Regions from separate parts of the Homo sapiens genome. Here regions 1 and 2 are each linked to region 3. A link is a loop called in an ENCODE intact Hi-C map of the cell type or tissue named here. Cell type or tissue: endothelial cell of umbilical vein. All regions are shown on one strand. Links, peaks and the distances in the headings refer to the core of each region. The heading gives the core; the rest is flanking DNA.

Region 1 (10,411 bases), core at 2,255-7,254, 87 kb after region 3:
TGGTCAGGACTCTATATTCATCCCAAAGGTGATAGGGAAGCACTAAGGTTACAGTGTAACCATATCCATGTCTCAATCACCTGCCTAACTCTACTAGAAGGAGGGAACGTGTCAGTGCTGGTTGAATTGTGACTTTCTCATGGGGTAGGGGGTGGGTTATAGGAACATGAGATATAAAACGTACCAGAAAAGGTATCCAACCTCTAGGCGTCCCCCTCCTTGGACACCTTCAGGTTCCATGGCGATATGATTTGGCTCTGTGTCCCCACCCAAATCTCATCTCAAATCGTAATCTGAGCAGTGGAGTAATATGATCTAAGCTTTATACATCCTATATATTTAACACCATCTCAAATTTACAAAAAAAGTTACAAGTATGGGACAAATAATTTTTGTCCCTGAGTCATCTGAAAGTAAGCTGCCAGCATGATGCCTGTCACCCCTGGACACTTTACTATGCATTTCCAACAAACAGAGAGAATGACCATCAAAATCACGACGTTCACAACATGCATTTTTACCATTTGAACCTCAGACCACATTCAGGTTTCATCCTTTGTCCCAATAATGTTCTTTATAACAAAAGGAGCCAGGGTGGAATCACACATTGCCTTTAGATATCAAGCTCCTTTAGTCTCCTTCAGTCTGAAATGTTTTCTCAGTCTTTCTGTGATTTTCGTGACCTTGACTCTTTTGAAGATGACTGGCCAATCATTTGATAGAATATCCTTCAATCTGCATTTGTCTGACCTTTCACCCTGATTAGAATTAGGATATGCATCTTTGGCAGAAATATCACATGAATGGCAATGTGTTCTCTAGGTTGCATCCTATCAGATGCACAAGAACTCAATTTGTCCCATGACTGATGATGTTCACCTGCATCACCTGGTTAAAGTGGCATCTGCCCACCTTCTCCATTGTGAAGTTACTATTTTTACTGTTCTTCCCTCTGCAGTTGATAATTATTTTTATATAAATATCCTGTTCCTCATGAAACCTTCAATGTATTCAGTTATTAATAACACTGTGGACTCCTGTTTTCCTGTTTTATTCTGTGGGCCATAATTCTTAACTCTCATTACTTATTTGTATTTAGATTACTCCAGAAATGTCCAGCAGTGGCTTCTGTGTTCTGGCATGTTTCCATCATTGTTTGGGTGCTTAATTTCTGGGTAACAAGATGTTCTAGGCTCCTTTCTGCCTCAGTCCCAGAATCAACCATTTCTTCTAGGGTGCATCTTCCTTTTAGTTGAGATGAAATTTGGAATCCAAAACCTGGGTACAATGTAGGCTCACTGCTTTTGGAATGTCAGTGCCCTCAGGTTCTCTCAATAGACAAAACTAAGGAATATATGTGTTTATATACACATCTAGTTGCAAGTATACATACATGCACACATCTTTCATCTATATTTCTATGTCGATTTAGGTATTGAATGTTATGAGTTCCTATCAATACCTCCAATCGCAATCCCCTCTACAAGGGTCTTTCCAGATTCTCTCTTTCCATATTTGTAACTTGATGCTCCAACAGCAAGAAATCTTTCTCCTTTGCTTTTAATATATTTGCCTACCTGATGAGTCCCCATGGGTATAAATAATCCTCCATCTCCATTGCCATTCTCTCCCTTAGAAGGATGTTATTCTTGGTCCACTGGGGTCCTGACAGCTGGTGCTAGGCCTTCTCCATGCATGGATGCCCTGCTCATCCTGCCTGGCCTCTGACATCTTTATGGGGTCACTTTTCTCTCCTTGTATCTAACACCCTACACTGAGCTGCCCCTTTTGGTGCTTTCTTCATTTAGCCAGAGCTCAAACACTCATGCCTGGCAGCCCTCCTCCTTGGATGCCTTCTTCAGGTTCCATGGTGATATGGTTTGGTTCTGTGTCATCACCCAAATCTCATATCAAATTGTAATCCCCATGTGTTGGAGGAGGGGCCTGGTGGGAGATGATTGGATCATGGGGGTGGATTTCTCCCTTGCTGTTCTCATGATAGTGAGTGAGTTCTCACAAGATCTGATGGTTTTAAAGTGTGACACTCCCCTCTTTCCACCCCTCCTGCTATCATGCCTTCCACCATGATTGTAAGTTTCCTGAGGCCTCCCCAGTCATGGGAACTCTGAGTTAATTAAACCTCTTTTCTTTATAAATTACCCAGTCTCAGGTAGTTCTTCATAGCGTGTGAAAACGAACTAATACACATAGCCTGATATTCTGCTCCAGGCCACCCTTTGATAGAGGCTCTCCTTACTCCACCTGTCCCACCTGACCAGCTGAAAGGAGGCACATGTATCACACCTGTTCAGTGGCAGCTTAGGCCCTCTCTCCTTGGAAGGGTATATCAATTTTCACAGTTTGTGGCTCTGCCATTTTCAAAGGCTACAGTGAAATCTGAGCAGGAAATGAAAATCATCCATTTCTGCAGTACTCCCTGAAATCATTACATCATCACTAACTTTCCCCGAGTTCCCATGTGATGTTGGAGCTGGAAGGCCCCCATTTACCAGAACCAGATAGCTTATTTCATGCCTGTTTGCTTTTGCACAGGCTGTCTCTCTGCTTGGAATGCTTTTCCCATGTGCGATAAACCCCTCCATTCCAAATATTTTAACTCTGTGAAACTTTCTTTGATCCCTAAATTTGACCCCAAGTTAATCATTTTTCTCCCTCTGCTACAATTTTCACATTTAGCTTTTAAAAGATATTTAATATATTGTGCACCTCTTATACTAGGCTGTGAACTCCAACTCCCTGAGACAAGTTGTTCATTCATTCGTCAAATATTTATTGAGCTCCTACCATTGTAAAAGGCTCTGTGCTAAGTACTAAGGATGAAAATGGAGAACAAGATGCAGCACTTTCCCTCAAAGAGCTTGCAGTCTAGTGGGGAGTTTCATTAGGTAACCAAGCCATCCTAATCCATATTGCTGGCTTAGAGTCTGACACATGGAAGATGGTGAATGAATGCTTATTGGAATTTCTAAGACTGGTGGCAAGAGCATGGAACACAGTACTCATTCCCTGCTAAAGACTGTTCTCGCTGTCTCTGTCCTCAAGGAGCTGGTTGTTTACTGGGAGAGACAGACACCAACTGTATATAAAAAGAGCACTAGAGTGTTTTCCAGGCCATGATGTGGCACACTCACTGTGAGCTGCTGCAGCAGACACCGTTGGGTCTGCCCAGGGCCCTCAGATATCCTGCATGCCCTTTTCTGGCTCTGCATGCCCATCCTCCATGCTTCTGTGAGCTCCACTCTTAAGACTCACCCTGCAGCCTTCTTGGAGGGACTAACCTGGGCTACTGCAGCCACTTCTGCAATGGCAGTGAGCGTCAGCATTTCAAAAACAGACAGGCAGGAGGGTAGGACAGCCCGTGTTCCTTGCCTCCAAGCAGATGTAACCTACTCTGGGGAGCTCGGGATCAGGCTGGGACTGGGACTTCTGATGTGATGTCCTTGTGTGGCCTCTTCTCCTTTCCTCTCCTGCTTCCTCCACTCCCCTCTTGCTTTCTTGTGAGAGCACTTCCTTCATAAATACTTTGCCCAGTCATTCTCCACGGGTTAGCATGTGGGAAACCTGGTCCAGACACTGCGTTCGCAATACCTGGCCCTGCTAATGTGTAGCTCACAGGGCAGGTGTGTGCTCCAGCCGGGAATCCAGCCAGCTAAGTATCTGATATAGTTTGGCTGTGTCCCCACCCAAATCTCATCCTGAATTGTAGTTCCCATAATCCCCAGTGTCGTGGGAGGGACCCAGTGAGAGGTAATTTAGTCATGGGGGCTGTTACCCTCATGCTGTTCTTGTGATAGTGAATGAGTTCTCATTTGACAGTTTTATAAGGGGCTTTTCCCCTCTCTGCTCAGCACTCCTCCTTCCTGCCCCCATGTAAAGAAGAACGCGTTTGCTTTCCCTTCCGCCATGATTGTAAGTTTCCTGAGGCCTCCCCGGCCATGCTAAACTGTGAGTCAATTAAACCTCTTTCCTTTATAAATTACCCAGTCTCAGGTATGTTTTTATTAGCAGCGTGGGAATGGTCTAATACAGTATCCAACCAATCAAGTGCAGCTTCAGAGACCTTGGGCTTTAAGAAAAGGGCTGAAGGCCAGAGAAGATTTCTCAGTGAAGGTGAGTTGAGCAGGGCCTTAGGGGAGGGTAGGTCATTAGGTAGAAAGTTGGGCATTGCAAGGCGAGAAAACAGTGTATGAGCTGCTGTGAAAGACATGGGAAGGGGAGAAGCTCAGGCTGTTTCTCCTCCACCAGAGAATGCCCTCCTCCTTCCTCCCCCTTCCTCCCAACACACACACACACACAACACACACACACACACACACACACACCAGTTTTCTCCCGGAAACTGAGCTAATCCAGCCACGCCCCGACAGACATTTGCAGTGATTTTACACACACACACACACACACACACACACACCAGTTTTCTCCCTGAAATTGAACTAATTCAGCCAGGGCCCCCCTACAAACGTTTGTAGTGATTTTACTCCCAGCGTGGACTCTCCTGCCCGGTCAGCTTCAAGGATTCCTTTGGTCCCAGAAATAGCCAAGGTGGCGGTGAAGGGAGGAGCTGTTTCATTTCCGAAATGAAAAAGTTTAAGATAATTACACAGACGGCTTGAGCCTGCAATGGACAAAAAGTTTCATTATTGGACCCCTTTGGGGAAGGCGCCTCCCATCCCCAAAGGAGCGGGTTAACCGCTCGGCTGGCGCGGCCCCGCCCGGGTCGCCGTCTGAGAGGGACGGTCGCGCCCCCTTTGAAGTGCGGCCGCGCCTAATGAGGGACTCGCTGGGCCTCGGGATCAAGTGTCAGCGCCGCCCCAGACGCCGCAGGGCAGACAAAGGGCGCGGGCCGCCTGGCGGCGCTGGGAGGAGCGTGCGGCCCGCGGCGCTGAGCGGGACAAAGGCGGAGACGGGCGCGCGGCGGGGTCCCACGGGCAGAAGAGCCTGGCCTCCAGCGCCCGGCGCCCGGTTCGCTGCCTCCGGAGCCCCCAAGAGCCTCTCTGAGGGCGGGAGCGGTAGCGCAGGCCACGCCGACGGCGACCACAACGCGCCTGCGCCAAGCCCCGGCCCCAGCGTAACCTCGTGGGTGACAGTGTGACCTGGGTTTTCTCCGATACGCGCGATGTGCCCGCTGAGGGCAATATAGCACCCCCCTCGCACCTCACCCTTAGGCGTGCCAGGCACTCTTCTAAATCCGAGCTTCTATTAACCCATTTCCTGTCCTGCATCACTTTGCAAGGTGGGTGGGGTGAGTAGCCCCATTGTCCAGCTCACTCCATTCTACAGATCAACCCATTGTATAGCTCACCCCACTGTCCAGCTCACCACATTGTACACGTCACTTCATTGTACACATCAGCCATTGTACAGACCACCCCATTGTACAGATCACCTCGTTGTACAGATCACCTCATTGCACAGATCACCCCATTGTACAGATCACCTCATTGTACCGATCGTCCCATTGCACAGATTGTCCCATTGTACACATCACTCCATTGCACAGATCACCCCATTGAACACATCACCTCATTGTACAGATAACCCCTTTGTACAGATCACCTCATTGTACAGCTCGTCCCATTGCACAGATCGCCCCATTGTACACATCACCCCATTGTACACATCACCCCATTGTACAGATCACCCCATTGTATAAACCACCCAATTGTGCAGATCCCATTGTACAGATCACCCCACTGTACAGATCTGTGAAGCGAGGCGCAGAAGGAGTCCCAGATCACAGAGCTAGAAGGGATGCTGCTGGGCAGGGTGGCCTCAGAGTCCCAGACAGATGTTTAAATATTTGACATTTTTGTCGTCTTGTGTGTGTATGTGTTTTTAAAAACCCTTCATTTATTTATTTAAATTTAGAAATATATTTACTTTGATTAAAAATATATTACATTAAAGTATTCTTTATCTTGGTTATTGAGATTTTGGGCGCCCTCTTAAATTTTGGGTCCCAGGCGAGTGAGGCCCTGTCTGGCTTTTATGCCTCTTTACTGCCTGGGTCGAGGCTTTGGATCCTCACAACAAGCTCTCGCAGGCAGGGTTACTGACCCCTTGGATATTTCAGAAGGGGAAAAACTGAAGCTCAAAGATGTGAAGTGACCTGCCCAGGGATGCCCAGCAGGGACTGTGACACCAGCTAGTTAAGGTACCAAGTCAGTACCTTGCAGGCCCTTAGCTACCTTTGTTTTGTGGAGCCTGGCCGTCATCATAGCAAACTTCAAAACACATTACATATGGCCTTTTTATTCCATAATATCTGAAACTATATTTTAAAAATAATTTTGATTTTGCTTTTAGTTGGCTACAAGGCACTAATTTACAGTGGCTGTGATTTCACAGAAATGATTGGGTGTACTGGGAAATTCTTGCAAAGTGAGAAAATTAAATCCTTTTCACATGTAATGAAATTTTTAGGAATAATTAATTTAGCATTTTAATGATGTTGACACGGTGCTACCTTCTGTAGACATTTAATTAGACATTTATTAGTTTTGACTTTGTAGTTTGCTTTCCTCCTGGTGGAGCCAAAAATTACTTTTCCAGGTCTCCAGCATTTTTGTTGGAAATCCCTTCCAGCAGCATGGGGGTCCCAGGCAACTTTCTTAGGGTACCCAACCCCTAGGATGGTCCTGCCCACTTCAGTCCCCCACCTCCTCCCCATGCTAGGGGTGGGGCACCTCCCATCTTTCTAGTGTCCTGGCTTTCATGTGAGCAGGACCTTCTCAGGTCAGGCCCTGCTAAGCTGTAGATTCCCTGGAGTCCAGTGTGATTGTAACCATGTCTCAATCACCAGCCTAACTCTAATAGAAGGAGGGTACTTGTCAGTGCTGAATTGAATTGTGAGTTTCTCATGAGAGGTTGGGGTAGAAGAACATGAGATATTAAGTGTACCAGAAAAAGGATGGGTAGTTCTGGTGTGTTTCAGTCAGCTCTGGCTGCTATAACAAAATACCATAGCCATAGGGTGGCTCAGATAACATTGACTTCTCATAGGTCTGGAGGCTGAAAGTCCAAGAAGTAGGGGCCAGCTGATTCTTGTCTGGTAAGGGCTCCTGTCCTGGCTTGCGGATGGCTGCCTTCTTGCTGTGTTCTCACATAGTGGAGAGAGAGAGGGAACAAGCTCTCTGGTCTCTTCCTATAAAGGCACTAATCCAGTCATGAAGATCCCACCCTCATGACCTCATCTCAACTAAACTATCTCCAAAGGCCCCACCTCCAAATACCAACCTTGGGAGTTAAGGCTTCAACATATGAATATGGAGGGAACACAAACATTCTGTCCATAACATGGTGCTACTACTCATGTTGTGTGTCCCCAGGGAAGTTTCTGCACCTCTCTGTTCCTCAGTTTCCCCTTCTGGAAAATGAAGGTGGATCAGAAAATTTCCTATCTGAAGCTCCTTTCAGTGCCATCATTCTCTCATATGGGTTCATGGAAGAAGCAGTTTGGTTTCATGCAACTGAGCATTAGGGAAAGGTAAAGTTCTAATGGCCTACTTTCGCAAATGGGGTCAAATAGATATTTTCTCCAGTGATAGCCTGTGATTCTCTGTGATTTTTTTTTCTGGGTGCACTCTCCTCACTTTTCCTTGAATCCTTAGCAGACACTGCCATGGTCTTTCTGTGTGTCTCATGCCATTGTGACTTGTGTGACCACCAGGCATTGGGCTTGGCATGTGGCAGGTGCTCATTGCAGGAGGGAACATCTTTTCCAGATGAGGAAACTGAGGCACAGAGAGGTCTGAGTCAATGCAAAAGCAATCTAACTGCTATGATGTTTCTGCACAGCCTTCTCTGGAAGAGGAGAGATTTTATATATCTGCAAATTGCATGGACTTTCTTCTTACCTGTACCCAAACCACAGCTGCATGAGGTCAGTGAGGGACACTGTGTTCCCACTAGAACAGCTTTCAGGGCAGAAGACAGCTTTCCTCCTTACAAAGGAATCTCACATCCAGTCCTCCACAACCTATTTTACCCAAAGGCTTCTGACTAAAGACAGCTGTCTGGGGGCCCAGGAGCCAGGGTGCCAGTTCCAGCCCTGGCACAAGCATTCTTTGTGACTTGGAGCAGGTCCCTTACCCTCTTGGAGCCTTTGTTTCCTCCTCAGGGAACCAGAAGTCTGGACTAGATCAGAGCTTCTCAAATCATCCGAGGATCCTGTTAAAATGTGGAGCCTGATGAGGAGACCTGCTGGGGGCAGACATCCTGCACTTCTAACAAGCTCCCAGAGGATGCAGTTACTTTTGCCCATCTGTGGATTCACTGAGGAGCAAGCAGGACTTCTAAGGTCACCTCTTGCTCTGAAGGGACAGACCTTGAGCCCTGGCAGTGGGCACAAAGAGAGTGACAAAAACAAAAAACAAACAAACAACAACAACAACAAAAACCCAGTTGCCCAGATTTGGGTCAGCCAGGAGAGCACAGAATGTGAAATGATTCCAGAGGGATCCTTCCAACCACAGATACAAAAATCAACATCGTCATCGTCACCATCAGCAAACATTTGTGCAGTGCTTTCCCCTGTCCTGAGCAGCTGTCACATCCTTGAACCCAGTTGACCCCTACAGGCACCCTGGTGGGAGAGGAGGACACGGCTGAGGAATCCATTCAGTCCCGGTGGAGGAGCTGGGCAAGAGCACAATAGTCCCTGAAAGGATTGTTTCCATGCAGCCCTTTGATTTTCTTAGCATTTTTTTTTTTTTGGTGCCTGCTTTCTGACCCCTTCTTCCTTTGTCTCCTAATGCACCCCCACCCCGCTCCTAATTCTTCCCTCCCCCAACACACACACACACACACACACACACACACACACACAAAAACGTCAGGAGGAGAAAATCAGTGTATCCACCCACAGATTTCTCACTTTGATCCTTTCCTGTCTCACCGCCTGGAACCCAGCTTCAGAGACCAGGATTCTGGCTCGTTTTGGGGTGACCCAGTCACTTCCACTCTTCTCACTTGTAACTATGCAATTTTCCTTAAGGTGACATTTGTGAAGGATTTATGTTGTCTGGGCACTATGCTGAGTGACTTCATTCTCACTTCACCCTAGGGAGTGGGAACTCTTAACTATCTCCACTTCATTGGTGAGAAAACTGAGCCTTTAGGATGTTTGCCTGCCCAAGGTCACCTAGTTAGTAAATGATGGAGTCAGGACATTACCTGACCTTGGCTGACTGACATCAAAGATCATTGTAGATGAACGCACAGTTGTAAGAAGTAATACAGAGAGATTTGTGTAACTCTTATCCAGTTTTCTCCAAAGGGAGCATCTTGCAAAACTGTACTACAATATCATAACAAAGATATTGACACTGATAAAATCCACCAGCCTTATTCAGATTTCCTCAGTTTTACTTGTCCTCATGTGAGTGTATTTAGTTCTTTGCAATTTTAACATGTATGTAGGTCCATGTATGTAGCGCCACAGTCAAGATACACAACAGCTCTGTCAGCACAGGCTTCTGCAGCCTTTAATAATCACATCTACTTCTCCATGTCACCCAGCATCCCTCATTCTTGTAACACTAAACCTGTTCTCTATCTCTATAATTTCATTATTTCGAGAATGTTCTGTAAGTGGAAGTATATGCTTCTGGGATTGGCTTTTTGACTCAGTCTAATTCTCTTGAGAGTCACTGAGTTATGGCATGCATCAGTAGTGTTTTGTTTTTTTTTTTAATTTTAACTGAGTGGTGTTCCATGGCATAGAAGTACCACAGTTTCTTTAACCATTTACCCACTGAAGAATATCTGTGTCCAGTTTCTGGCCATTATGAGAAATGCTGCTGTGAACATTCACGTACAGGTGTTTGTGCAAACAAAAGTTTTTACTTTTCTGGGAAAAATGTCCAAGGGTATAAAGTCCTTGCTTTTACTCCCAACGTTGTGTGGCCCTCTAGGTTGGTTGCAAAGATCTTTTTTAAAAAGAGCAATGTAAGTTGAGATCTTACTATATATTTGATACTATGGTAAGTACTTTGCATGGATCAACTCATAAGTCCACAAAACAACCTTAGGCTTAAGTACTGGTGATATCCCCATTTTGCAGATGAGGAAACTGAGGCGTAGAGAAGCTACATAGTCTAAGGACACACAGAGTGTAAACAGTTGAGCCAGGATTTGAGCTCAGGCTGCCTGACTCCAGATCTGGCTATTTAACCAGCCTATGAATGAAGTTTCTTGTTTTGGCGAGGGGCAAACTTCTTCTGAAAGTAGAACTTGTATCCAGCAATTTGCATAACTCAAGTGCCCAGCACTAAGAACTTTTACAAAATGATGAATATCCCCTTGGAACCACCACTCAGATCAAGATATGAAGCCTGATAGATGCCCTGAAGTCCCCCTCCTATGTGCCTCCTGTCATTATCCCCTA
Region 2 (10,411 bases), core at 3,525-8,524, 270 kb after region 3:
TACTCAGGCCAGCTTTAGGGTTGTTCTCATTTCGTGGATGAGGAAGCTGAGGCTCAGAAGGGTGACCTGAGGGCCCGCAAGCTCAGATTCCCACCTGGTTGTGCTATCATCTGTGCAGCTATCCATAGCTGGGGACAGAGTGGCTTGTGATGGCCCCCAGCAAGGGATGAATAAGGGGGTGTGGGGTCAGTAGAAGGTCAGTCCTAGACAAAGCTGCAAAGAGAGAAGATTCGGGTTTCTGTGTCGCTCCCCTATTCACTGCCATGCCCCTCATCTAAGCCCCATTTTTACCACGTTGTCCTCAGGGTTAGTTGATCTCTAGGCTGCTGGTAGTTAGGAAGGGCTTAGCAAGACTCCAGGTGGGACTCACTGCCAGCAGAAGGGCAGCGACTCCCACCTGCCGTGGGGAAGCAGCTTTGTCCGTGAGGGCAGAGGCCAGCCTGGGGTCACCTCCTGGCCCCTTTCATTCTGCTGGTTGCTGTGAGAATGTGGAAGAGAGCAGGCAGCCCCAACCCTCTGCAGGTGCCTGCACTTCCGAGAGCCATTCTGTAATCGCCGTCTGTGCCTCCTTCTGCCAGGGCTTTCATGAGAACCTGCTGAGTCAAATGATCCAGTGGATCCACTTCCACCATCAGTGTTTTGACCTTACTCATTGTCATCAGAGGGTGGCCTGGATGGATGTCAATCTTCTCATCCCACCCCAGATTTCACTCTAGCATCCAGCAACCTTCTATTCTTTATAGGAGTCAGGGTCTCTTTCTATTGCTATGTTTAACAGGAGCCAGGGCTGTGGTGCACATGGAGAGGGGATCTCAGCATGGGCCGAGGTGGCGTCCACAGCTCATGGGCAAAGATTTCTGGGCACACCTGGCTGCTTGCAGAGGAATATACCCAGGTTGAATCTGGGCAGCTGAGGGTCTGCTGAGGAGGAACACAATCTTAGCAAACAGGGGCTGGGATGCACTATTTGCTTCTGCATGTATGGCCATTGGAGAGAACCACCTAGTGACGAAGCCCAGTCATTAGAGGACAGTAACCCAGGGTTCAGGTAACAACTCAGTCAAATCCATCCCCTGGACAGACCCACATGTGGCTCTAGAAGGAAGACAGCCTCTAGAAAGAAAAATGGCAGCACTTCCCCCTGTGCTCTCAGGTCCCCCTGGGACCTGAGCAGCGCAGGCAGGGACCGTATAACAGTGTAACCGAAGGAGGGGCAAGGACGCTATTCCCCAGCTCTTACAATGGGGCATAGTCTGCCTTGGCACGCTGAGAACTTGGTGAATGAGCTGGAGCCACCATGGACACAGAGATGCCAAGCAAACGTAGGGAAGTGAATTTCAGCAGCACCTGGAAGGAAAGAACTTAACCTGAGATCTCTCCTGCAGGCTCTTGACAGCGCTGGAGTCTCCCTTTGGAGGCCGAGGGTGGGGTTGGGAATCTCAGGGGATGTCTTGAACTGGGCAGGGGTGAGGAGCTAGTGACATGCTAGGGTTGGTAAGGGTGCGAGTCCCTCACCCCTTAGGATCAAGACTTGGGGAAATCATGTCTCTAGATCATTGAGACTTGGGGGAAATCAGGTTTGCATTGGGGCATGATTGTTAATCCATGCGGCAACCCTATAAAATCACAGATGAGGATCCTGAGCTTCTCCATTTGGGGCAGAACTCACTGGGACATCTTGATACCTCGAAATGTTAGCACGACGTGCACCATGCGGGCACTGAGAAGCAGCGCAAGGCAGCAGTGCAGGTGTTTGCAGGATTGAATCTCAGCAGCCGCTTGTTACTCTGAGGCCTTGAGCGAGTTCCTTGACCTCTCTGAGCATCAGTAGCCTCCTCCACAACACAGGATGTTGATATCTAATGTCTCAAACACAGCCCAGAGATAAACAAATGCAAAGTGTCAAATGGAACCTTGGAAGAGTAGAGTGCAGCCTGGGAGGCCAGGCTTTTTCTCGCACTCATAAGGACAGGACTGGATTTGGCCTGTCGGAGAGAATAGTGGGAATTTCTGTTCTTTTCTTGCATAATCTTCCGGCCCTGGTTAATGAATCTGGACAAAATGTCACTTAAAAGGCACACTGGTCCTTTGTTGCCAGAAGGGTTCGATTCAAATCTCTTTGCTGGGCCAAAGCAAGCCATATTTATGCCTTTGGTTCAGACATGGAAGAAACAGAAAATTGATTATGTTCCTGTTGGTTTCATCAAACCCATCATATTCCTGGTATCCTCTGACAGTCTGCAATAAAGCAGTGAGATCTCAACCCTTCCCAGGCCATGGGGATGATGGAATCTGGGAAGCTGGCATCTTCAACAGCTGCTCCCAAATTGGCTGGGCTGTGAGATGAATCCTGTCTCCATAAGAAGACACACAAGATGCTTCTCTCTTCCGGAACCCCTTCCTGCATCTGGGTCACTGAGTCCCTTTCTAGGGAACCAAGTCACACAATGTTAATTCTCTCAGCTCGTCACTTCTTCCATATTCATTGAATGCTAAGCAAGTGTAAATGGAGTCAAGATTTCGTTCTGCAAATGCCTTACATATGCAATTGCTCATTTCAGAACCACTCACCTCGCACACGCCCATGATCTGAAACAGGTTTCTCAGTCGCCTGCTCCTGAAACAGCCCTACAGGTGCCCTGGCTGATCTCTGCAACCTCGGAAGGCTTAGGTGCTTTCCAAGGCCTCCCTGAGCTGCCGTTGTGGTGTGAAGAAGCTGGAGGAGGTTGGTTTTAGAAGAAAACAACCCAGTGGTCCAGCTCTGCCACTTTTAAGTTCTGCTTCATGCTGGAAAACCTTTTTCTTCTGTCAAATTTCAAGCACTAAATTTCCTCAACATACTTTCGAAGGCTCGTGTTTTATCCGTTTTTAATTAACTCATTTTGAAGCTTTCATACTTGTCCCCAAAATATTTTCTTGGCATTTCATGGTCATTGTTTTCCTTGGGAAGGCCGCCGGTGCTGCGGAGGAGGGTCACCGAGCAACATGGCTTGGCATTTGGACACGCTTTTGTTCCCTTCTCCCCGCCAGGCCTCTCTGGGGCTCTTGCATTTACTGTTAAAATATTACAGAGGCCCACACCCGAACGTCCATAATCCCCGGTGCTAGACTGTCTCTAATTGATTTAATTATTCATAATTGCTCAGCTGGGCTTATGCATACTTGTGCGTGATTATAGTGAACAGATGGGTCTGTGGCGGATGATGTGTCCCTTCCTGATTAGCGGGTGGATCTGGAGTTTCTGGGAGCCTGTCATGGCCTTGCGGACACTTGGACAGCACCTTTAGAAAGTTGGGATGAAACCCCTTAGCTTGTTGGCTTTAGTGTGGTGCCACCCTCGAACGTTTGCTTAAAATGTTTGGGAAATTAGAATTCTTGGTGCCAATGGAATTTAAAAACAAAAGACAGACAGAAACATTGGCAAAGGGTGGGGAAGGGCAGGGGTAGTTGGGTTCAAAGGAAAGGAAAGTAGGAAAGCAAGACATGGAGTAAAGCAAACAGACACCTGTCAACTAGATAGACCCTCAGCTCATCTCTCACGGGGCTGTCTGTCTGTCCACGTGCCTGTAGAACCACAAATCCAGCCCTAACATATACCTGAGATACTTTGGGAAAAAATGAACCTGCTGATATCTGGGGGCATGCAGGGAGGCAAATGGGATGCAGAAGCAAATTCCATCCCAACAAGATGAGATATCATCAGCCTGAGGGTCCCCTAATTGTCCCCATACGAGTCTTCTTAATTAATTCAAGACAAGTAAATGATACGAGGCCTCATAGGCTTCGCGGGGCAGCTTCCTGGTGACTAATATTTGAAGCAATAAAAGGAGCCAGAGCATTCCTGCTTCTTAATGGTCTCCAGTCATCCCCACCCTCGACCCAGCCCCACACAGCCCCAGCCTCCTCCGGCTTGGGTCAGAAAATAGCATGGACCAACTTTGGGATGCTTCTGGCTTTCTGGTCATTTACAAAGTGCGTTGGCATCTTTTCCCTTGTCTGAGCCTTGTGTAAAGTCAGGTAAAAAACAGGAGATTTGCCAGGGCAGGGAGTATGATTCCCATGATACACGGAAGGGAACTGAGGTTCTGGGAGAAAAGTGAGTTGGTGGAGCCACACTGCGGGAAGAGAAGTGAGGACTGGATTCTAGGCCTGGGGAGACGCTTTCCTTTCATCTCTTCCCTCCCTCCAAGTAGAGGCTTGTGAAGAGCTCACCAGAATATCTCATTCTGGGTTCTGTGTTCCTAGGGAATGATGGTGGTCAAAGAAGCCAGGTAACCCACAGATCCCAGTACCCACAGATCCCGGAAACAGCCCCTCCAAACCACGGAGCGGAGTGAAGGAGGCAGTGTCCAGATCGCAGAGGGCTTTCATGCCCACTTTCTCCCAACGGCCTTACAAATGACCCTGGCAAGGCATGCATTCACCCAGGTCAGAGCTCAATAAATACTTGTGGTGTGAGTAAATGAGCCCCAGGTTATAACTGGGGAAATTGAGGCCAGGAGAAACCAGGTAAAGTCATAAAGAAGAGCCAGAACCCCACGACCAGTCATCTGATGCTCCCTCCACCCCATCACCCCTCAAGGGCCTCTGCAGGCAGCAGTTTAATCTGAAGCAAATCCTAAAATAGTCCTCAAGAAGATGAGCACATCCCAGCTCTAATTCGCCCTCCAAGTGCCTCGAAAGATCTTTTCTAACAAAAACACAGAAATGATTTTTACAATCCAACCAACCATCAGCTCCATGAACCTTGAGAGAGACGGGAAGGCAGCCGCAACCTCTGCGAACTGAAATGTATTGTCAGAAGGATGTAATTACAAGTATTTATGTACACTGATTCTGAACCAGAGAATCCCGGGATGGCTCTGGGGCCAAAAAAAAAAAAAAAAAAAAAGAGAGAGAAAGAGGGAGAGAGAAAAAAAAGGCTTAAAAACTCCTGACAATGAGCAATTCTTCATGGAACAAAACTATTACAATAGCCAGCCTTTGATCTTGCCCGTCTCCTGTTGCCAATTGTATTTTGTCACCATTGGACTGTCACCCGCGAGGGAGCACTTTTGAATTAAGCAGTCTACAGCAATTTAGTCTGCACTGGCTTTGAAGTGCCAACATCAGTCAGGCCAGGACTAACTTTTTTCATTAAAAATTTTTCAGCTTCTCTAAGGGAGCTTTTTGCCTTTTTTTTTTTTTTTTTTAAGCCTGCCGGGACATTTAGATAAGTTGAGCCTCCAACCCGTGGCCCCAAGACATCAAAAGGCGCGGGGTCCAGTAATGCTGGAGGCAGCCATCACTAAGCCCTAATGGAGTGCTTCATTAAGATCGCTTCAAAGGCCCCCGTTTACAGACTCGGAGATTGACTAATTTACACATTGTGGGAAAATTGCTACCAGCTCTGCCCACACCCCAGCAGGGGGAGAGACGCCCTCTTTCTTTGAAAGGCAAGAACTGCAAAAGGCCCCTCTAATTGCAGACTGGCCTTTACAAGGGAAAAACCCAGGCCCTGCCCTAAATTTTGCATTCGGCTGCCTTAGCACTCTGCGTCCTCGCACCGACCCTGGGGTCCTGTTTGTCCGGAGACAGCGTGGCACCAACCCAGCTGTGTGTGCTTTGGAGCTGGATACTCCTAAACACGTTTGGGTTTGAACTCCAGCTCTGATCCTGCCAGCGAGGAGCCTTAGAGCAAGTGACTTAACCTTCTGGGCCTCAGTTTCCCTCATCTGAAAATGGGCGTGATCAAGTCACCTCCCAGGGATATTTTCGAGGATGAGAGGTAAGGACGGCAGGAGAAGCTCAATGTGCTGGCTACTTTTACCTTAGCGTAAACATATAAGAGAGCGAAAAGGCATCCCTGAAACTGAAGCCATGTTTTCACAAGCTGTCTTCACGGCTTATTGATTATTTGAGATGTTTGCACACAGACTGGGGCATGAGGTCCATAGATAGGTGCGGGTCAGGCCCGTGGCTGTTTTGAGAACTGTGTTATGTGGCCTCAATGGCAGCACGTAACAGCATCAATTCATCTATTAATAGTTTTCCTTTGTCGTAAAAGCAAGTTGGGAAGGGCGTGATGAGGCGAGCTCTCTGGGATGCTGTCATGTGGATTCACCCACGGGTCTGAAACCAGGGCTGGCTATGGAAGGTTGGTCACCAGAGGCCCTGTGGGAAAAGCACCAAGCTCAGGGTGCAGTCACCCTTCCAGTCTGGCTCTGTCCCCAACGTCCTGAGCAACACCAACCATGCCGCCTGTCCTCTCTGGTCAGCAGGGTTCTCCTGGGACTGAAAGGGCAAGGCCTAGGTATGCCCAAAGCCTCCTCCCCAGCCTGATGACTCGGGGTCTTCACCCCGCTTGAGGCCTCAGCATCTCTGGGACCTTGTGAGAGATGCATGTTCATAGGCTGCCCGGCCCTCCTGAATGGGAATCTGCATTTGGAATGATCCCTGGTGATTCGGGCACACAGTAAAGTGGAGGAGCTCTGCCCCAATGCTTCTTTGGCCCAGGAAAACACAGTGATGCTTGTTTCCTCAGGGGATCCAGCCCGGTGACTTTGGCCTGGGAAGTCATGATTTTTGGGACTAACAGCCTGGCAGGCCCCTTGCCTACCACCCAACTGGGACTCATTGTGTTTACATCAGTGTCATGCAGCTTTACTCTCTAGGGTCATGTGGGGTCCCAAGTGAGGTAAAGGAAACTGCTGCGTCATTCATCGAGCACCTACTGTGTTCAGGCATCCTGCTGGGTGCAGCGCACCTGGTAAGTAACTGAGATTGTGAGTCATTTGGTCTTTTGGTTGAGTCATTGAGGAAGAGATTGAGTGACTGGCCCAGGGTCACACAGTCAGTGAGTGGCCTCCTTCCAAGCACCCCCTGCACCACCCCCTGCACCAGGCTGCACAGAGGAATCCCAGGGTGCCCATTTCTGGAGGTGCCCCCCCGAAGAGGCTGGTTAGATGGGGACCCAAGGGGAGGCCTGAACTGCCACGTCCTCCGGTATTGTCCCCTTCCCCTCTACTTTCTATTTGCCCATCTTCCTAATTAGAGGGAAAAAATCTACACTCACTTCCTCTATTCAACCTTTCACTTAAAAAAAAAAAATGCAACTCCCACCCCCCTGGTTCCCAGCCTCGAAGGGAAGCCACCCTGGCCAGGGGCAAGCATCGCAGCAAACCACTTAGCAAACCGCAAATTTCAGAGGCCTCGTCACATCTGCATTTTATCAGCTTTTTCCGGATAGTATTACCCCGAGCAATTGTCTGCAGATCGGCCGACAGCTGAGACGTTCAAGCTCTGAATTACGGAGAAAGGGCCGGAGATAAAGCCGAGCACATGTATCCCATCAAAGTAATGAAAGCCGCCTGCCGCCAGGACGCCCTGCTGCCTCCTTCCTAGCCGCCCTGCCGCCCCGCAGGAAGGCTGATTAACCCTTGCGAGGCAGGGGAAGAAGAGCAGCGGTCATCCAATACTCAGGCTAATCAGGGTCCCAAGAATGGGAGGGAGGCAGAGGGGGTGGGCCGGAAAGAACAGCCATCGCAGAGGGCCACTCTGACCTCAGGATTAGACCTGCTGCATTTCCTGTCACAGGACTTTGGTGGGACGGCAAAAAGGTAGATGAATAAAGGACTTGGTGTCCACAAGGTCCCAGAGACACTGCCTGGGTATTAAGCATTCCTAGAGGAGTGAGGGCAAGCAGTTTCCTGTGAGTAAGCCTTGCCTTGCTGTGAACGGATGCCATGTTTGCAAGAGTTGGTAATAATGTTTGCTGAGCACTTACTGTGGACTGGGCACCTTTGTTCCCCTTGCTTCCTGTCCCACCCCATGGTGTGCTATGCCTGGAGCTCACTGCATTGAACTCCAGTGTCTCCTAGTGAGCGGTGGATGCCAGGATGTCCCCAGTCCTCTGCTCCCATGACCAATGCTACTTGGGTATCCATGTTCTGCTCTTCTAGGGGCCTATGTGACAACTTCCCTGGCATCCATACCTCCACAGCCCAGAGTGGGGTCTCCGGGATGTGAGCTGTACCCAGGCCTAACTTACGTCCGGACTGACCAGCACGCCTTCAGAAAGACTCTCAGGTTTACAGTACACGAGAGTGCACAGCTCTCCAAGACATTCCAAGCAATGTTACTTCATCGACTTATGGAAATTTGCCTTTCTCATAGTAAGTCTAAAGCAACGCTGCTGCTTTAAAAACTACCAGTCCTTTTTGCTGAGGAGTTCGAACATCTCGTTATCCTTGTTAACCGTTTAGACCTCTCTTCTGCCTTTCACAACCTGTGGCTATTTTTCTATCAGATCTTTGATGTTTTTCTTATTGTTTGGTAAGAGTTCCGTGTATATTCCAAGTAGTCGCCACTCACCAGTTTGACTCTTTGCAGCAGCATCCCGTGAGTCCTCTGTCTGCTGCCGTGGCCGGCGGTGCCCTGGGTGGACGGGAATCCTTAGTTTTCACGCAGTCCAATTCTTCATATTTGTCTCCTTCTGTCTTGTGCTCTTAGGGTCTTTTGGAGTAGAGTCATTCCTTTTTAGGCACAAAGATATCTCCTTATGCTTTTTTGATTGGCTTTATTATTTTAGCATTCACATTTAGGCCCGTAATCCATCTGGAGCGCACCTTTTTTTTTTTTTTTTTTTTTTTTGAGACGGAGTCTCGCTCTGTCGCCCAGGCTGGAGTGCAGTGGCGGGATCTCGGCTCACTGCAATCTCCGCCTCCCGGGTTCACGCCATTCTCCTGCCTCAGCCTCCCGAGTAGCTGGGACTACAGGCGCCCGCCACTACGCCCGGCTAATTTTTTGTATTTTTAGTAGAGACGGGGTTTCACCGTGTTAGCCGGGATGGTCTCGATCTCCTGACCTCGTGATCCGCCCGCCTCGGCCTCCCAAAGTGCTGGGATTACGGGCGTGAGCCACCGCGCCCGGCCGGAGCCCACCTTTTGAAAGGCTTAAGGAAGAGATTATCCATTTTTATTGAAGTAAGACAGCTCTGTCTGATGCAGCATGCTGTTGGCTTAACTGGACCTTTGATTTCCCAGCAGGGACCTCAGCTTGCTCTGGGGCCTTGTCCTGCACCCCAGGTTCCCCATCAATGTCTTGGGGTGGGGAGCATCACTTAAAGTCTCATTTCCCTGCCACCTTCTCCACTTCCATAAGCTGCTGCATAGGTTTGGACATCTTCTCTCTGTTTTGTATTCAACCACAATACACACAAACTAAAGGAGGCCAAGATGATAGAAGATGGTTCTGCAGTTAGGACCCCTCCCACCCACCTTCAACCCAGCATTGCAGCCTCGTGTGCATCCTTGCCAGGGATCTTTGCCATTGCAGATCCCTCTGCTGTGAGGGCTTTTCTTTCTTCAGTCCTTCCCATCTGATTGGCCATCTCTCCCCTCAAGAGTCAGCTCATTTGTTCACCAATCTGTGTGATCTGTGCACTAAAGAATAATGGATATGCTGTATCTGCCAGAGTTTTCTGGGGAAAAGCAACACAGATGGACGCCAGCAAACCTCATGCAACAAAAGGCGCTATTTCCAAGATTTGGAGTAGCTCACAAAAGTCAAGAGAAGTTGAACCATCAGGCTGCAGGAAGACAGGAATTGGGTAGCTCTGGGTTTCTACAGAGCAGGAAGTAAGGGGAGATCAGAAAACCTTGGTGTCAACTCTTATCCCGCCTGGTGTCGCTCTCTCATGCCTGAAGTTCTCAGCAGGGAGCACAGAATTCGTTCAGCTTGGGTCATGTGCTCAAAAAGGGTCAGACACCATGACTGACCCTCCACCAAGACCGCTTGCAACAGGAAGGAGCTGGCTCCTGGAGGAAAACAACTCGCAAGGCTTCTGGCAGCCCAGACACGGGTCATCCCTGATGGGCTCTTTATCCCAGCTGTGGCCTTGATGAGTGCCGGACCCCTACGTGGGTCCCACAGTGCCTGCTCAAGGACCTCACAGCCCAGTGGAGGAGGCTAGTTAAGTAGAAAGTGCTCGAAACAAGGTAAAGAGTGCTGTGACAGAGGGGGCACATGGGTAGGACCCCCTAACTCCAGGCGGAGCATCAGAGAAGGCTTCCTGTAGGAAGCAGTGCTGTGCTGGGCATACACAGAGCTGCAGGAGCTGGTTGAATAGAGAAGCGGGGGAGGGTGTTCTGAGCAGAGGGTGAGCAAAACACGCAGTGAGAAATAGACAAGCAGTTGATGTGGGAATGCATTTCCTCCTGAGTAACAGAGGGGTCCTGGAATGTTCCATGTGGCCTCAGGGTCTCTGGGGCCCCACTCAGGGTTGGGTTGGAGAAGGCTGAATGCTGCGTGGAAGGAGATTTCCTATGTTTCTGATCTGGCTTGAGAGCTTTTTGATGGCTGGGAGGGCCGGGTACTCTTTCTTAAGACATTGATATAACAGCCCCAAAGAGCTGACTTGATCATCAGGGCC
Region 3 (10,411 bases), core at 3,577-8,576:
GTCTACATGAATTGTCCACCCAGCCGCTGCCTCCCTCCTGTGTTCAAGCTGAGTGTATCCAAATGCTTTTTAGATACTGCCACTGTGTGTCCCACTGACGCCTCAAAAGCAATATGTCCCAACGGTATCCTCATGCAGCCACTCACACCCTCTGGCTTACTCCTAGTCCCTCCTGTTCTGACGGCCCCAAAGAGAAAGTCTTCATCCTTTCTAGATTCCAAGTTAGAACACCTTGGCCATTTTACACTCTTCTCTCTTTTTCACCCTACAAATGAAATTGGTCAGTCAGTCCCATCCACTCACCTTGTTAAACACTGGCTAAAGGAGCCAGCTCCATCTACCAGCTTCTGTTCCTGCACTTCCTGCAACCACCTGCGTGCCAGACCACAGAGCCTTTCCTTAAGCAAGCCTCCTCTTCTCTGCCCTGCACTCTGGCACCTGCTTCTCTCTGCCCAGAATGTCTTCATTCCCATCACTCAACTTCTACTCAAAATTGCAGGCCCAAGGAGGCTTTAAAATATAGTATTCTGGGTTCACTTTCCACCTTCCTTGAGGCAAGCTGTAAGTGATAAATGTTAGCTGAATATATCAAGTTCTTTATTCCATCAGTCTGGAAATCTTACCAGAAAAAATAAATAAGGCCATCTTAACCTAGGAAAAGTATAATCAATAGCTAAATAACCTATTGCTAAGAACCAATACTAATCTTACGGGACTGCGGCTTCCAGAATTCAGCATATGTCTTTTTAGAGACAGAAGGAGAGAAAACATGTGCACAAAAGAGGAGACTGACTTTTCTAGATCCAACCTTCTTACTGCAGAGAGTCTCAAGTAACAGACAATGAGGCTGGTTAACAGGGGGGCATGGGTGGTTAACACTAGGTAGGTGGATTTAGCAGTCTAATTTCTCATATTAGCAACTAACTTTCTAACAACCTGGAACGTATAGCTTCCTTTCTAATATTAAGCCCCTATCATCTTTAAAGAAACCCAGAAATTAAAAAAAACAAAAACCTAGAATCTTAGTGTTGATGACACAAAGAACTCATGATTTAATTTCAAAAGTTGAGTGGCACCTTATAATGCTTAAGATTCCCATTAAACTCAATGCAACTTCCATTTTAAAAGACTTCTAGGACTCTTACACCCATAGAAAAAAACAAATGTTTATTATGCACTCAACTCTTCCTCCTCACTCCTTCCAGCCCCAACTTACTAACTTCAATCTAATTAAACATCTTCATTCCCATTCTTCTAGTTCCCCAAACTACAATTATTTGGCATTACTGAACACATTCCCACTATTTCTGAAGCTCTGTCCACTCCCGGTTTACCTGACCTTACTATTTGCCTAGAACAGGCTAGATGACACACAGAGCAGTGACTACCTCCCTGCTTGGATGGTTAAGACTAGCAAGGATCTAGAAGACACCTGCTTTGCCAAAAGAGCAGCATGATAGGGCACCCACTGCCTCTCCCTGGCCATCCATTTCACCTCAGACAGTAAAAAGTTCTTTCTTACTCTGAATCGAGGTCAGCTACTGTGATCTACTCCACCTGAGTCTTCTCTCTTCTCCAAGCTAATCATTCCCAATCCTCTCAGGAATTTTTTTTTTCCTTTTTGAGACAGAGTGTCGCTCCTGTTGCCCAGGCTGGAGTGCAGTGGCATGATCTCAGCTCACTGCAACCTCCACCTCCCAGGTTCAAGTGATTCTCCTGCCTCAGCCTCCCGAGTAGCTGGGACTACAGGTGCGTGCCACCATGCCCAGCTAATTTTTTTGTATTTTTAGTAGAGATGGGGTTTCACCATGTTAGCCAGGATGGTCTTGATCTCCTGACCTCGTGATCCGCCCGCCTTGGCCTCCCAAAGTGCTGGGATTACAGGTGTGAGCCACCGTGCCCGGCCCCTTCCTCTCAGGAATTTTTTATATGAAATACATCTGCGGCTTCTGGCCATACTTACTACCTCTGAAAATAGTTCATGGGCCTCCCAAATAAAATACAGTTTCCAGAATAGAATCAATACTCTCTGTGTCAGCAGAAAGTGCAGAGGAAAACAGAACCATTGCTTCCCTTGTTCCAGACTCTGGGCTTCTAGTAATGCCACTTAAGGGCATGCTCACCTTCATGTCACTGAGTCGAGCTGAATTTACATCGACTAAAATGACTTTTTCCATGAGTGCTGCTGATAAACTAGGTCTTCATTATATGCACATTTTTCCTGGCCTCCTGTCATTTGCAATTCTGATCATTATGCCATTAAAGACATCTATAATGAAAAATCATCATTCAAAAAATGAGATGAAAATGGGATATAAAAAGTAACAAAGAACCGGAGACCCCTCCCTGTAGACAGCCAGCTCAACTAGTCACGAACACCCTAAGGGTCTATTTTAAAAACATTTCCTCCACAAAAACATCACGGAGAGGCTTTGCTAACTACTGCCGTCTAAAAACAAATATTCTCCTCCCCTACCTGCCTAACAACCCAATCCAAAACTACACAATAGGCTGGAAAGACATGGCTCAGGCTTCTGAATCCCTGCCGGTTAATAATGACTACTTTCTTTTCTGTGTGCTTGGAAAACTTTCTTTCATTTGTTCACTTGACAAATATGTAAGACCCAGCATGGGCCAGGCACATTAAGGACGGAGGTAATAAAGAAAAGAGGAAGGGAGGAGGGAGAACAGAACAAGAAGTTCCAACCCAAGGATCCGACCCAACTTCGCACTGCTTTGCGTTTCAATCCAAACCCCATCTGGTCTGGAGGCTGTGTGTGGAGAGTGTGCATGCATGCTGCATTCTTCTGAGTCTCCATACTGCAAAGGATGAAACCAGGTAAAACAGACCTGGGTTCAGATCCCAGCTCTGCCACTTACTAGTGACATGGCTTTGTGTCACTTAACCTCTTCCAGCCTTCATCTCTGAGGTATAAACTTGAGACAGTAATAATGCTGAAGGTGACTACAGGTCACTGATGAAAATAATGTCTGTGAAGAGTCTGACACTGTGTCTGGCACACAGTAGGTGCTCAACTACTCTAAGTTTTCTTCTTCATTTCATCACTATTTCAGTCTCACCCATAGGGCAAGGTGAACTTTAGTGCATAAGGTGAAAAGCATACACAATTCAAATGACAATTTTAAAAGGCCACAAGGCCACTCTGGACTTCAACACATTCTTGCAATGGGTTCAAACCAGCCAGTGCCCCCAGCCCAGTGTTGGAAAAGACTGCCATTTCTTCAGTTGTGAATCAGAGGAAGTGGCTGGTTTGAGTTTAGGAGACATGATGACAGTGAAAATGCTAGACTCGCAGGCAGTAAGCAAGATACTCTTAGTAGAAGAGGCCCTAGGGAACAAAACCAATGATGGGAACGGCAGATTCGCAAGCCCCATCTCACCCTCACCCCAGAGCTCACACACGCTGGGTGGACGGCAGGCACTGCTGAAACAGGCATTTCTTTTCTGCCAAGCACACATAGATAACCTCCTACCATTAGGTTTCTGTGGGATGCACCTACAGCGTGCAGCCTGTCCCTGCCCTGTCCCCTATGCGCTCTCCTCCGTATCTTTTCTCCTGCTCCCAAAGCTCTCCTTTTTCTCGATGCTACTGGTACTTTCCTGCACGGAACAGTCTTTGACTCACCACACACTTTTTCTGGGATCACTGCTTATACTAGAATTCCATGAGCAGCCTATATCCTTTGCTCTCTTAGAAGTACGAGTGGTGGATGGTCAGCACGCAGGCAGAGGGCGGGGACAGCGCCTCCAGGCACATGGTAACTCCCAGCTGGTTCTCTGACTTTGGAGTCACCGGGTGATGTGCAATTCCTCACTTGTGTGCTTTGAAGGTTGCATGGAAAGAACCCCCAAATGCTTTCCAGCTCAGAAATTCCAAGATAATTTTTGGGTGTTCAATCAATTTGAAAGCTCCTACCACCAACCCCGTCAGTTTCTTTCTACTTTTATGCTTTCCAAAGCTTCCAAAATCATTCTAAGGCTCCAGGTACATTTGGGATTCTAGTTACTGAGGTTATCAGACTTAGGGCATTTCAGCTGCAGAACTTTGGAAAGTCTGCTCATAAGAAATCAGAAATGTCATTCACATGTCAATAAGATGGAGGTAAAATAGACAAGAAAAGAATTACCTTGACAATTCATAACAGACAACGAATGTGGATACATTATAAATGTTTTTGAGTGAATATGCAACAAAAATGATCACCGCAAACACTATTATAGTACTTACTATATGCCAAGAAGAATTGTAAGGGCTTTTTACAGATTATTGCATTTAATCCTCATTATAAACTTAGGAGGCAGGTACCCCTAGGATTCCTCTTTTACAGAGAAGAGAGGCCAAGTTAACTGGCTTGAGGACTCATTAGGAAGTGTCGGAGCTGTATTTGAAATTAGGTCTACTCCATAGCCTGTATTCTTAACTTTTCCTTGCTCTTAAAATTCTTCAGAACCTTGACAAGAGGGGCGAGAGGAAAAAACATTTTACTCATATTTGAGTTCCTCAAAATATCAACTCTATCTTTAAAATTATTTACATATCTTCAAAAACAAATAGTGCAAAATTCATATTTGAGTTTCACTTTCTAAGAGGGGACTATATTTTAAATTTCTCCAGTGGCCTTACACAGAGTCACGAACATCTAAAGTATAGTTCTTGACCTTTTTAGGGGCACAGATGCCTTTGAGATACTGACAAAAGCTATGAATCTGATCTCTTCTATAAAAGAAATAAACATATACACAAAAACAAAAAACTTTCTGCCTGTCATTTTGAGCTTCAGAGGCTTTTGGTTCATGGAGCTCAGGTTAAGTGCCTCTGATTGTAAACACTGTTCAACACACACACACACACGAGACACACGAGGGTACACTCTTTCTGTAAACATCATCTGCATAAGGAAGAACTTTGAACTTTCTAGCTCAGCACCCGCAGACATCTGCTGGCCATCAGTGGGGGTTTGTCTGCATGGTCACACTAAGCAGGGATCTGGGGCCTGCAGGTGGTGGGGAGACTGAGTGCACCATGAGAACCACCTACACTGAATCATCCAAATCATCATCATAATAAACTTCCAAATCATCATCATAATAAATCATATTGAACATTTAGTGTTTCCTATGTGTCGGACACCATGTTAAACCCATTGTATAGACTATCTCATTGAATCCTCACAACAAATGAGAAAACAGATGAGTACACTTGCCCAAAGGCACACACCTGGCAAGTTGAAAAGCCAGGGTCCATACTCTGGAATAGACTCTAAGCCTGTGCTCTTAAATTCTTCACTCTATGCCTCCAAACTTGGGCTCTCCGAGGATAAAACTCAGTGAAGAACGAAACCAAAGAGGTGTTACCTGCAGCCTTCTGTCGCCTCCCCCCTGCCAAACCCATGAAAACAAACCCATCAATTTTATTTAGCAGTTTCTTCAAAAGCATTTGCTAAATGTCAGAAAATATTAAGCAAAAAAATGTATTTATACCCCAACATAATACATCCCACATCCCAGGAATACGCTCACTCTTTTTGTGTTGAAGAATTTTAAAACTTTAAAAAATTCTAAGTCCAAAAAGAACTATGTCTTCTTCACTTTGGATTCCCAAAGCCTGGCATAGTTCCTAGCTCAACAAATGTCTAGGAACATTCAACAAACGAAGAGGTGATACATTTTATCAAGAATTTGACATTCTAAAATAAATATCAAGGAATGGCTGTACCTAAAATTTGTGGTCATGATGTGTTAAAAGTTGTTTTTTTTTTAAATGTGGAATTGTTTCATCTAATTTTTGCAAATATTTTAGTACACTCAAAAGGCATATAGTCTCTATGACAAGCAGGTAACAATTTATGACCTACAGTTTATAATCAGCAGCAACTCCTCCTCTCGTGAGGTGAACAGATTAGCAGCATAGTATAAAGTTTGTGGCAACAAACAGGTTCTATCCAAAGCCGTCTCTTACTACCGAGGTTGAACATAAGCACTCAAAAACACAAAATTCCCAAAGACTAAATACTACCCTACTGACATTTAAAAAAAAAAGTTTTGTTTGAATTATAATATCAGCTTATAAGAATGTGGAGATGTCAAGCACCAGTACATACACCTATAGAAGTGCGAAAACTACAAAGAAAACCGACATATCTCACAACTACTCCCAATCTCATTCTCCTGGGGTCCTAGCGCTACTTAAAAATATGTGCTAGGACGATTAAAAATCACTTATTTGCAAGACAAGGGCAAGAGTTACATCAATGTAGACGAAATCTCCTACACAGCCCATCAAGTATGGGTCCCATCCACTAGGTGGTGCTCTCCACCACACTGTTCCTCAGTGAGCAGTACAGTACATCAAAATGACAACAGCCTAGTTTTAAGATGATTTGTCTCTTGAGGATATACATTTGGTTTAAGTTTCTACTGCAAAGTTAAAGTTCTTAAGATAGGTCATGCAGACCAATTGCTCCTGTAATCTGAAACTCAAAAGAGCAAGTAATATCTAAACAAGGGGAGGGGGTGGCCCTGAGCTTATAAGGGTCTCTAAGAGCCAGGAGACAGTCAGCCTGGCTACCTCTAATCTCACCATCAAAACTGTTACCTTGTTCATTTTCTGCTTCACATCAGCAAAGAGAATAGCAAAAGCAACTTCAAGCGGCCCATAGCAAGAACATACATTCAACATCCATTCTGCTTGTCAGATGTCAATAATTTAATCTCAACTGCTTTGTTATCATTCAAACCCCAAAAGTAGAAATGTTTTTGCTTTACTCAAACTGATTTTTTTTCTCTTTTAGCAAAAACAAAAGCAAAGGAATGAATGTTCATTTTATCTCAAAGTTCTGAGAAAGAGGGTTTGGTAACAAGATATATGTCCTTGCCTCCAAAGTCATCTTTCAACTAAGTGAATGGGAATAAAATGCAGAGTATGCTGGCCTTGACCAATAATACAAATGTCCAAATTCCAAGCAAAGTCCAGGGTCTTGCTTCATCATTCCCTGTCCTCAAAAATATACAGATCCCTTTTTTCCTTTTTCCTATAATGAGGAAAGTCATTATGATCGTCTTTGGAGTGAACAAGGCAAGAAACTCAAAGCACTTCAATACACATGCAAAATAATTTTTTTTTTTTTTTTTTTTTTTTTTTTTTTTTTTTTTGGTAGAGACGAGGTCTTGCCATGTTGCCCAGGCTGGTCTCAGACTCCTGGGCTCAAGCAATCTGCCTGCCTCAGCCTCCCAAAGTGCTGGGATTATAGGCATGAGCCACCACACCCGGCCAGAAAATATTATTTCAAGAGATAAGTTACAGAACTTTCTAACATCTTCTTTGTTTGGAAATAAATGAAAAGGTAAAACTTAGTGGTTTCTAGAATTTAAAGAAACTAGCAAATTGCCAACAGCTTAGTTTTACAAAATGAGGGCTCAACTGCTAAAAATGGATTGCTCCTTAAGTGTACAAAGTAACACAAAATAATCACTCCGTAACATAACATTTGCCGGAAAAAAATGTGTGAAAACTACTAGAAAAATAATAGTTAGGTCCTGAGCAGTATATTAAAGATCTTGATTTTGAGACTCAAATTATATCTTTTCATTCTACATGAGTTCTTACTTTCTTTGGACAAAAAATTTAAGGTCCTGTATCTGAATTCAGCTCAGTGTGAAAGCTTTAAATGTAAAACTAGTATATGCAATTTAAATCCCCTTTAACAGTTTTTCAGACAATTAATTAGGTAAAGCATTTGAAACACCATACATACAAAAAATTTTCATTCATATTGCAATGAATTTCACTCAAAATCACATATCGAACTGTAATAAATTTACAATAAAAATGTAACACTAACTGCCCCCCACAAATACATATACACTTTTAAGAGATACACAGTCATGTACCTAAGAAAGGAAAGTAAAACTTGACAATGTTCAAGAAATCTTTCGAAAGCTCTACAGCATTAGTCAGCATTATCTGATCAAATATTAGCATGACCACTATTTTCAAAAGGGCCCATATGTAACAATAGCCAAAGGGGCATCTTCCTAAACTTACAGTATTACTCTAATAGAACAGACAAATTTCCTTAAGAATTGGAGTTGTACTGAACACAAAATGCCGATTTGCAATTATGAGGTCAATCTCATAACAATGAGATTTAAAACAAATTTCAGATTACGGTTTTAAATTTCTATTCATTCTCTATACAGTGGTATATTTCAATAATTACATAAACTGAAACGTTTTCCCTCCTATTTTTTCTCCAAAAGGTTCTCTACAGATGCTTACTTCGTAAAATGCAGCTTAAAATTTATTGGAAACTAAGAATTTTTTTACATGGAATCTATAAATACATGCATAATTTCTGTGCCCATAATTGGAAAAGGGCACAGAGGCTCCTATAACAATCACTAAGGAAGCTCTTAAAAACAAAAAACTTCATCCATGTTCAGGCTGAAGAATTCACATTTAACCTTTATTTTAAATTACAGCCAAAGTCTTTGTTTCAAATCCACATAAATCACTGTTCTTCTCTCTGCAAATACATTTTAGAGAAAACATTATTTAATGTTACATCTGACTTTAATAGAGTTTCCCATTTGCTTTTGCATGTTTATTATCAAACTCTAATCATGACATTTCCAAACTTATTTATACTTTCACACAAACTTCCGAAGTTTTCCCAACTTAAATAAAAACCCACAAAAACTGTGGGAAATGTTTTGCTTGAAAGATAAAAGCAACGTGGTCCAAATGTACATTTGTAATAATCAGTGTTTACTTTTGTTGTTCAAACATTCGGCTTATAGCACTTTCAATATACGCATTCAACTTAATTTTCTTGTCTCTTAAAAAAAAAAAAAGAAGGAAAGTGTTTTCTTTCCCTGTTTTGCTCTCAAAATATAAACTCATTTAATGCAAAGCATTCCCGGATCAGGCATGTTTTAAACTACGAGCACGTCTAGCCTCAACAGCATTCATCCATATTATATACAAAATGCCATTTCTTTCAAAACTTCAGTCTGGACATTTTATAAATCTAATTTCACTTTTCCTAAAAACATGAGGATATTTTACTATATAAGGCTCAATTAAAGTTTTAGTAAATAAAAATAACAAAAGAAATGATACCATAATACTAACGTAGGAAAAAGGATATATATTAATTTCATTTACTGAAAACGTTGAGGGTTTTTTCCTTGAAGTGTCTCTACTATAGATTTTACACTACATTTATTAAAATATGACAAACCTTTAACCTGGGAACAATTTACCAGTTAACATCATCTACCGAAAGAGGAAGTATACTTTGGGTAAGTAAGACACTGGAAACGATTTATGCTGCCTTTTTTCAAAGCTGCTTAGAAAATGGCTATGTACTTTTAAAAAATAATCATTAAAAACAGTCTAACGGTTGTCTTGTGATATCGTTGATCACAAGCCTAGTGATGCCACCTAATTCTAAAGACTGAAATGTGCCTCTCAAAGGGATCTAGCGCAGCCACAGTGTAATATACGTTAAAGGTAATGAAACTAAAAAGTAAGATTTCCTAATAGAATGAACATATTTTAAAGTTTTTATGATTGACAAAAGACTTCTTTTTTTAGCCATTAAAAAACTAAAAGTATCCTGACAAGAGATTCTGGTTTTGAAGTATGTCACACTCCGGTTACCCAGCCATGAATCTCAGTTCATTTTTTAAAATGAGGTCTATTTCCTGTAATTTTAGATATTTTAGAGTACAATTATTTTACATTTTTATGATGCCTTTGGGGTATCATTACAAATATTTTTATGTGTTTAAACTTAGGAAAGAAAAATTAAGTAATAGCTTCTCTTATAGGGAGCTGTCAACTCTCTCCTGGACAAAAATCTTTGTTTTAAAGCAATCTAGAGATTTATATCCCTAGTAACCATAGAAATTAATCTTAAGCTTTAGAAAAAAATTGCATAAAATGCTCTTTATTTAATTAAAATCAGAGCTCATTCTTAGAAATAAGAACCTTCTTTCGAACAGAAAGAATTTTCCACAGAGTATAGGTGGTACTCTTTGTGATAAATGAATCACGCACATTTAATTGACTTTTGAATTGTGTGCATAGAAAGTTAAGTACTTTGTTGGAAAGGATTCGCTCAGGGACTATATTCACTGAAAACTTTTCATAAGAAAAGAAAGTGAAACACAGGATTCAAACAGTGTTTGTAGATTATCTGAGTGTGAGCAAGAAAAAAAGCATAAAGAAAAGCATTTGACAATAACAATTAGGAGAATCACTCATGGGGAGGTCACTTTGTTTTTATTAGGAAACTGAAAATATTTTTCAGCGTGCCTTAGTATGACGATGCATCAACACATCATAAATCAAATTTCATTTTGTGATGACTATCACTTTCTATT

Evidence for each region. Peaks named below come from ENCODE experiments on the same cell type or tissue, not always from the same donor. Only the 100,000 strongest peaks of a DNase experiment are listed, where the experiment ranks them.
Region 1: it touches region 3 in a loop (8-fold over the local background); 15 of 110 quality-filtered maps call a loop at or near these places.
Region 2: it touches region 3 in a loop (5-fold over the local background); 7 of 110 quality-filtered maps call a loop at or near these places.

What each region holds. Positions count from the first base shown.
Region 1 is chr4:4,570,573-4,580,983 of GRCh38, forward strand. All of the region lies in intron 2 of LOC124900165, which reads left to right. The region is part of intron 2 of STX18-AS1 (STX18 antisense RNA 1 (head to head)); the gene reads left to right. It overlaps LINC03091 (long intergenic non-protein coding RNA 3091), which reads right to left and starts at 5,319. Exons shown (of 5, transcript NR_199719.1): 1 at 5,184-5,319; 2 at 4,486-4,639. RefSeq lists a silencer at 4,753-5,112. In endothelial cell of umbilical vein, for the core only: no CTCF peak of the experiment used is centred there; DNase peaks (open chromatin) are centred at 4,379 and 4,919; H3K4me3 peaks cover 914 bases; H3K27ac peaks cover 941 bases.
Region 2 is chr4:4,756,301-4,766,711 of GRCh38, forward strand. LOC124900165 reads left to right here. Exons shown (of 6, transcript XM_047416490.1): 6 at 4,246-10,411. It overlaps LOC101928279 (a long non-coding RNA gene), which reads left to right and starts at 5,460. Exons shown (of 3, transcript NR_125892.1): 1 at 5,460-5,767; 2 at 7,941-8,153. RefSeq lists enhancers at 6,216-7,415, 6,670-7,206, 6,841-7,150, 7,207-7,744, 7,321-7,460 and 1 more and a silencer at 2,624-3,039. In endothelial cell of umbilical vein, for the core only: no CTCF peak of the experiment used is centred there; no DNase peak of the experiment used is centred there.
Region 3 is chr4:4,482,256-4,492,666 of GRCh38, forward strand. All of the region lies in intron 1 of STX18 (syntaxin 18), which reads right to left. Among named protein-coding and RNA genes, the nearest start is that of STX18-IT1, 5.8 kb to the left of the region's middle. RefSeq lists a silencer at 6,239-6,358 and an enhancer at 7,866-8,045. In endothelial cell of umbilical vein, for the core only: a CTCF peak has its summit at 6,323 (motif pointing right); a DNase peak (open chromatin) is centred at 6,326.